Regions from separate parts of the Mus musculus genome. Here region 1 is linked to region 2. Evidence: chromatin contacts called from ENCODE Hi-C or POLR2A ChIA-PET data. All regions are on one chromosome and are shown on one strand. Each heading gives the region's core, a stretch centred on a gene start or an enhancer-like site at or near the end of the contact. The rest is flanking DNA. Distances are from core to core; before and after follow the strand shown. Region 1 holds the start of 4833427F10Rik (RIKEN cDNA 4833427F10 gene). Region 2 has its middle 33 kb from the start of Gm4577.

Evidence for each region. Hi-C counts contacts between places; a loop is a spot of excess contacts on that map. ChIA-PET counts read pairs that join two places held with the same protein, here RNA polymerase II (POLR2A).
Region 1: POLR2A ChIA-PET joins it to region 2 with 20 read pairs in Patski. The contact joins the promoter of 4833427F10Rik here to the enhancer-like site in region 2. A Hi-C loop is called at or near these places in 4 of 37 maps with a recorded cell type or tissue (T-helper 2 cell, heart and left cerebral cortex). POLR2A ChIA-PET finds 5 or more read pairs at or near these places in 2 of 5 experiments (Patski and embryonic stem cell).

The regions. Positions count from the first base shown.
Region 1 is chr17:35,771,152-35,773,851 of GRCm38, forward strand. It overlaps 4833427F10Rik (RIKEN cDNA 4833427F10 gene), which reads left to right and starts at 1,299. Exons shown (of 3, transcript NR_045459.1): 1 at 1,299-1,760. Gm32409 (a long non-coding RNA gene) reads right to left here. Exons shown (of 4, transcript XR_876780.2): 4 at 2,673-2,700.
Region 2 is chr17:35,735,223-35,738,141 of GRCm38, forward strand. No RefSeq gene overlaps it. Among named protein-coding and RNA genes, the nearest start is that of Gm4577, 33 kb to the left of the region's middle. Within about 2 kb of position 1,262, at least 2 of the 3 ENCODE cell types and tissues checked have a DNase peak (open chromatin) inside an H3K27ac peak, as active enhancers do; they include heart, where a contact is called at or near this core.

The sequences.
Region 1 (2,700 bases), core at 49-2,548, 36 kb after region 2:
GTGCTTGCCACACACACACACACAGGGACCACAGTTCAATCCTCAGCACCCACATAAACATCCAGGGTGAGCAACATGAACTTTAAACCCAGTGCTGGAAACATAGAGACAGAAGGCCCCTTGGCTTGCTGATCAGGCAGCCTCATCTAATCTGTGTGCCTCAGGTCTCAGAGAAAGACCCTGTCTCACTCTGTGACTTTAGGTAAATTCCAGCATCCTCTGCCGAATTGGGTTGATAAAACTCCTGTAGGAGCGAGCGCTCTGAAGGCCTGCAGTCAGCTTAGCCGCTGTGAACTCCCAGCTTTGCCTAACTTCCCTGGAGTGTAAGCAAATACTCTCTAAAAATCAAACATCGGCCCCCGGCAATGTAGCAGGAGGACATTTTTAAGAAGCAGAGATGTTTGTTTGGTTTGGTTTTAAAAGACAGGATCTCTACGTAGCCCCAAGTGGCCTGAAACTTGCTTACAATGTAGATCAGGCTGGCCTGAAGCTTACAGAGACCCTCCCGCCCTGCCACCTGAGTGCTGGATTAAAGGCACTTACCTGCTTTTCATTTTCCTAAGCAACACTTATTTTTTTCTTCTAAGGTTGTTCCTTGCCCTCATTATAAGAGTCAGAATTCATGAAACACTTCTTTTCCCCTGGCTCCATGACTCATCAGGTGGAGGCCCTTGGCACCAAGTCGGATGACTTCAGTTCAGTCCTCCGTGCCCACACAGTGAGAGGCAAGAACCAACTCCCACACGTTGTCCTCCATCTTCCCTGCTTGATCCTGGAAACACACACATACACCCCTGAACACACACAAGCCCAAACACACACACACACAAGCGCACACACACACAGCTCTAGAGCTATCCTCCTGCCTCCGCATCCCCAGCACTGAAATTACAGGTGTATCCCAGCAGGCCCAGCTGCTCAGAATTTTTGCAGCTATAGTTGATGTGACCTGGCTTCACTCTTCTCAGTGACACAGTATGAGAAGCTGTGTCCAAAAACGGGCACACACCGTGCCACAGGCAGAAGCTTACCCAAGGCCTCCGCTCGAGCCTGGCAGAACACTCCAAGCTGTTTGCATACCTTGAATGCCATGGCAGCAAATCAAGGCCTGTCAGACACGGGGATTTATGGCAGACTATATAGAACATCGAGCTCTGGTCAGACATCTAGGAGACCCTTCCAGCAACAGGACGCCATACAAGGAAGCTTCGTCTCACAGGCTGGGACGTGGGGAGGAGTCAGAAAGGACAGTTTTGTTGCTCACCAAGAGGGAATCTCTGCCCTGATAGACATCAAGAGACAGGAGACAGAGTTTGCCATGAGAGTCAGTCTCATGGCAAGGGGTTTTTGGTAACATAACAAAGAATCAGAAACTTCAATGTACAAAAGAGCTTTTAATCAAAATGAATGGGGACTAAGGTTGGAACTTAGTGGATAGTGTAATCAATTAGAATGGAAGAAGCCCTGGGTTCAGTTCCCAGTACCACAAAAAACCAGGCATTGTGGTGGTTTGTATGTGCTTGGCTCTGGGAGTGGCACTATCAGAATGTGTGGCCCTGTGAAAGTAGGTGGGAACTTGTTAGAGCATGTGTATCACTGTGGGCAGGGGCTTTAAGACCCTTATCCTAGCTGCCTGGAAGTAAGTATTCTGCTAGCAGCCTTCAGATGAAGATGTAGACCTCTCAGTTCCTCCTGCACCATGCCTGCCTGGATGCTGCCATGTTCCCACCTTGATGAAAATGATCTGAGCCTCTGAAACTGTAAGTCAGCCCCAATTTAATGTTGTCCTTATAAAAGTTGCCTTGGTCACGGTGTCTGTTCACAGAAGTAAAACCCTAAGACAGGCATAGTGGTACACATCTGTAATGCCAGCACCTGGGAGGTACAGGCAGGAGAATCATTAGTTCAAAGTCATCTTCAGATACATTAGGAGTTTGAGGCCAGCCTGGGCTACACGAGACCTTATCTCCAGAAAAAGAAAAAACTGGATTTGAGCCATCTGTGACATTTTCAAGGTGCCTGACCCACACAGCTGTTTTACTTGACTGAGTCTTCAATACTCCTTTATTTACTGAACATAGTTCACATGTGTAATCCTGAGCAATTGGGGAGACAGTGTAAGAAAAGACAGAGATGGAAAGTTTGCTCTGTGTTAGAGATCAGCTTAGAGATGATCCTTAAAAGGTACCTCACACCTGCAATTCCAGCATTCAGGAGACAGAGGCAAGAGGATCATTACAAGTTTGGGTCCAGCCTGGGCTACACAGTGAGTTCTAGGAGGCTCACAACCATAGATAAGGCCAGCCCTCTTCGGGGCTCTGTGGGTACTGTATGTATGCATGTGATGCCGGTACATACCCACAGGCAAAACACTCACAGACATTAATTAAGAAAGGAAGAAAGAAACAAAGAAACAAAGAAGGAAACAAAAAGGAAGAAACAGCCGGGTGTGGTGGCACATGCCTTTAATCCCAGCACTTGGGAGGCAGAGGCAGGCGGATTTCTGAGTTTGAGGCCAGCCTGGTCTACAAAGTGAGTTCCAGGACAGCCAGGGCTATACAGAGAAACCCTGTCTCAAAAAAAAAAAAAAAAAAAAAAAAAAAAAAAGGAAGAAACAAAGGAAGAAAGGATCCTTCCTTACAAATCAATGAAAAATGCAAATATCTCTATTTATTTATTTTTGAGACTAGATTTCATGTA
Region 2 (2,919 bases), core at 12-2,511:
TTTAGACTCCCATAAGATAGCCAGCTATTTCCCCAGGATAAGGCACATTGCCCTTTTCACTCAACTCAAGATTTAGTAGAGAGAAGTTCACAGCAAAGAAAGGAACGATTTGGGCTGGAGAGATGGCTCAGTGGTTAAGAGCACTGACTGCTCTTCTGAAGGTCCCGAGTTCAAATCCCAGCAACCACATGGTGGCTTACAACCATCCATAATGAGATCTGACACCCTCTTCTGGTGTGTCTGAAGACAGCTACAGTATACTTAGATATAATAATAAATAAGTCTTTAAAGAAAAAAAAAAGAAAGGAACGATTTAGCACAGATTAGTGACCTGCTTATGCTTGGGGCATTGGAGTAGAAGCTAAGTATTCTTAAGGCAACTTAAGCACTATTTAAATAGCTCCTGAGGGTCATCCAGATGTCTTGGGTAAAGGTACTTGCCACCATGCCTGATAATCTGAATTCAGTCCCTGGCAGCCACATGGTAAAAGTGAGAGCTCACTAGTCCATTCACCTCCACACACACAAAATGAAATAAATGGGGAAAAAATGTGATTTTTAAAAAAGGACTGTTGGGCCGGGCAGTGATGGCGCTCACCTTTAATCCCAGCACTTGGGAGGCAGAGGCAGGTGAATTTCTGAGTTCAAGGCCAGCCTGGTCTACAGAGTGAGTTCCAGGACAGCCAAGGCTACACAGAGAAACCCTGTCTCGAAACTCCCCCCCCCCCAAAAAAAAGGACTGTTGGTATCAGTGATAGACCCTCTTCCCTTTACATAAATTGTTGGGGCAGGGTGATTTGACTCCCTGCATGACAGCTGTTGGATCCTTCCCAGGTGTCTCCTTACCTTAACTGACAGACTGTCAACCAGCAGCCAGCCAAACTGCCTTTTGTTGACCATACCCAACTTTCAACTCAGTTCTTAGGTTGGTGAGGAGATGCAGCAGAAGCAGAGACAGTGAGGCAGCAGCCACTGCTGCAGCAGCTAGGGATGAGTCGCATTAATGAGGGGCTGGGGGGCCATGGAAGGAAAGAGGAAGTGGGAGAGAGGAAGGAGCTGAGGCTGAAGGTAGACGGACGGTGAAGAACCAGAGAACCCTGTGGGCCTCTGTCACTGGAAGTGTTCCAGGAGCTGACAAGCTTAAAGGATGGAGGATCCCAGCACCAAGGCCCAGGGATTATAAATACTTGCTGCTGTTGAGGTCTGAGTCCCAGTACTCAGCCCAAGAACAGCGATACCAGCCACCAGAGCTACAGCTCCCCCTCCTGGCCAGCTGAGGTCCCAGCGTCTGATCCTGCTTTCAAGAGTTGCAGCACCAAGCTGGGCAGGAGTGGAGCACACCTTTAATCCCAGCACTCTGGAGGCAGAAGCAGGAGGACCTTTTGGATTTGAGGCCAGCCTGGTCTACAGAGTGCGTCCCAAGACAGCCCGGGCTACCAGAGAAACTCTGTATCCGGAAACAGCAACACAGTTGCAGCATCCGCAGCGGCAGCTGGAAGCAGAGGATTGTGAAAGCGGCCAGGCATTAGAGGTTACAGCACAGAGCTGCAAGCCGCTGGCCCAAGGCTTTGGCGCCACAGGTTCTGGCATCTAGAGCCTGGAGCAATAGGCCCTGAGCCTTAGGCACCCAACAGCTGGGACTGCCAGTTCTGGAAGAGCTTACTGCCTACCAATAATTCCTAGCTCAGTAGAGCCCAAGGGCACCAGTCAGCTTACTGAAAAACAATTAAATAGCTTGTCTTTCATCTTCCTCCTGGGGGCTTTTTATACTTGAAGAGTGAGGGTTTGTTTTCAAATCAGTGAGCCTCACAGAAGGCTTGTAATTAAATTTTAAAAGCTTTAGGTGTTTAGAGAGATGGCTCAGAGGTTAAGAGCCTATGCTGTTCTTCCAGAGTATGCAAGGACAGTTCCCAGCACCCATGTCTGATGGCTCACAGTCACCTGTAACTCCAGCTTTAGGGGAACTGACACCTTCTTTAGGGCACGGGCCACAGCTCAAGTGTGGAAATCAGAGGACAATGTCAGGAGTCAATTCTCTCCTCCCACCACGTGGTTTTGGGGGACTGAACTCAGATTGTCAAGTTTGGTGGCAAGTGCCTTTTTTTGCTGTCCCCTCGTTGGCCCCTAACAATGTCTTGTAGCAATGGGTCCAGATTTGGTTAGCCAGGAATTTGCTGTATAGACCAGGCTGCCCTGTCTCTTTCTCCCAAGTGCTAGGGTCAAGGATGAATGTACGCTACCACCCCAGGCTCTCCAGCCCCATTAATTTTACTTTTAAACTATTTTTATTGTTTTAATTATGTGTATGCGACTGTGTGTATGTGTATGCATGTGAGTGCAGGTGCTTGTGGAGGCCAGAGACATCAAAGACCCCTAGAGCTGGAGTTATAGACGATTGTGAGGTGCTGGATACCAGCATGCTAGGAACCAAAGCCGAGTCCTCTGAAAGAGCAGTACATGCTCTTAATCACCGAGTCAGCTCTCCAATCCCCTCTTACTTTTTATTTTGAGAGAGAGTCTGCTGGACACAAATTAGCTCAAACTCAATAAGGCAATCGTGGCCTGCCAGCCTCTGGAGTCACTGGCATGCACCATAACACCCACCAAGGAAAGGGTTGCAAACTCAACCCTGTACTGGGATGGACTTGGATGGACAGAAAGCCACACTGAAATGCCAAGGCACTGAGAATACGCGCTGGAATGTGCTTCTCTGGCGGCCGTTAGCGATCTCAGTTTCTTTAGCTTTTTGTTTCTGAGCGGCCATCTCCTGCTCTTCTCTTCTTCTTGACTCAGTTCTGCCCTCTGGCGGCCATAATACGTTAGAACAGCACATTCGCTCTGCACTGGCCTAGGCAGGGCGGGGCCACAGAACATTAGGACCGCACATTCACTCTGCCCTGGCCTTTGCAATAGAGGGAT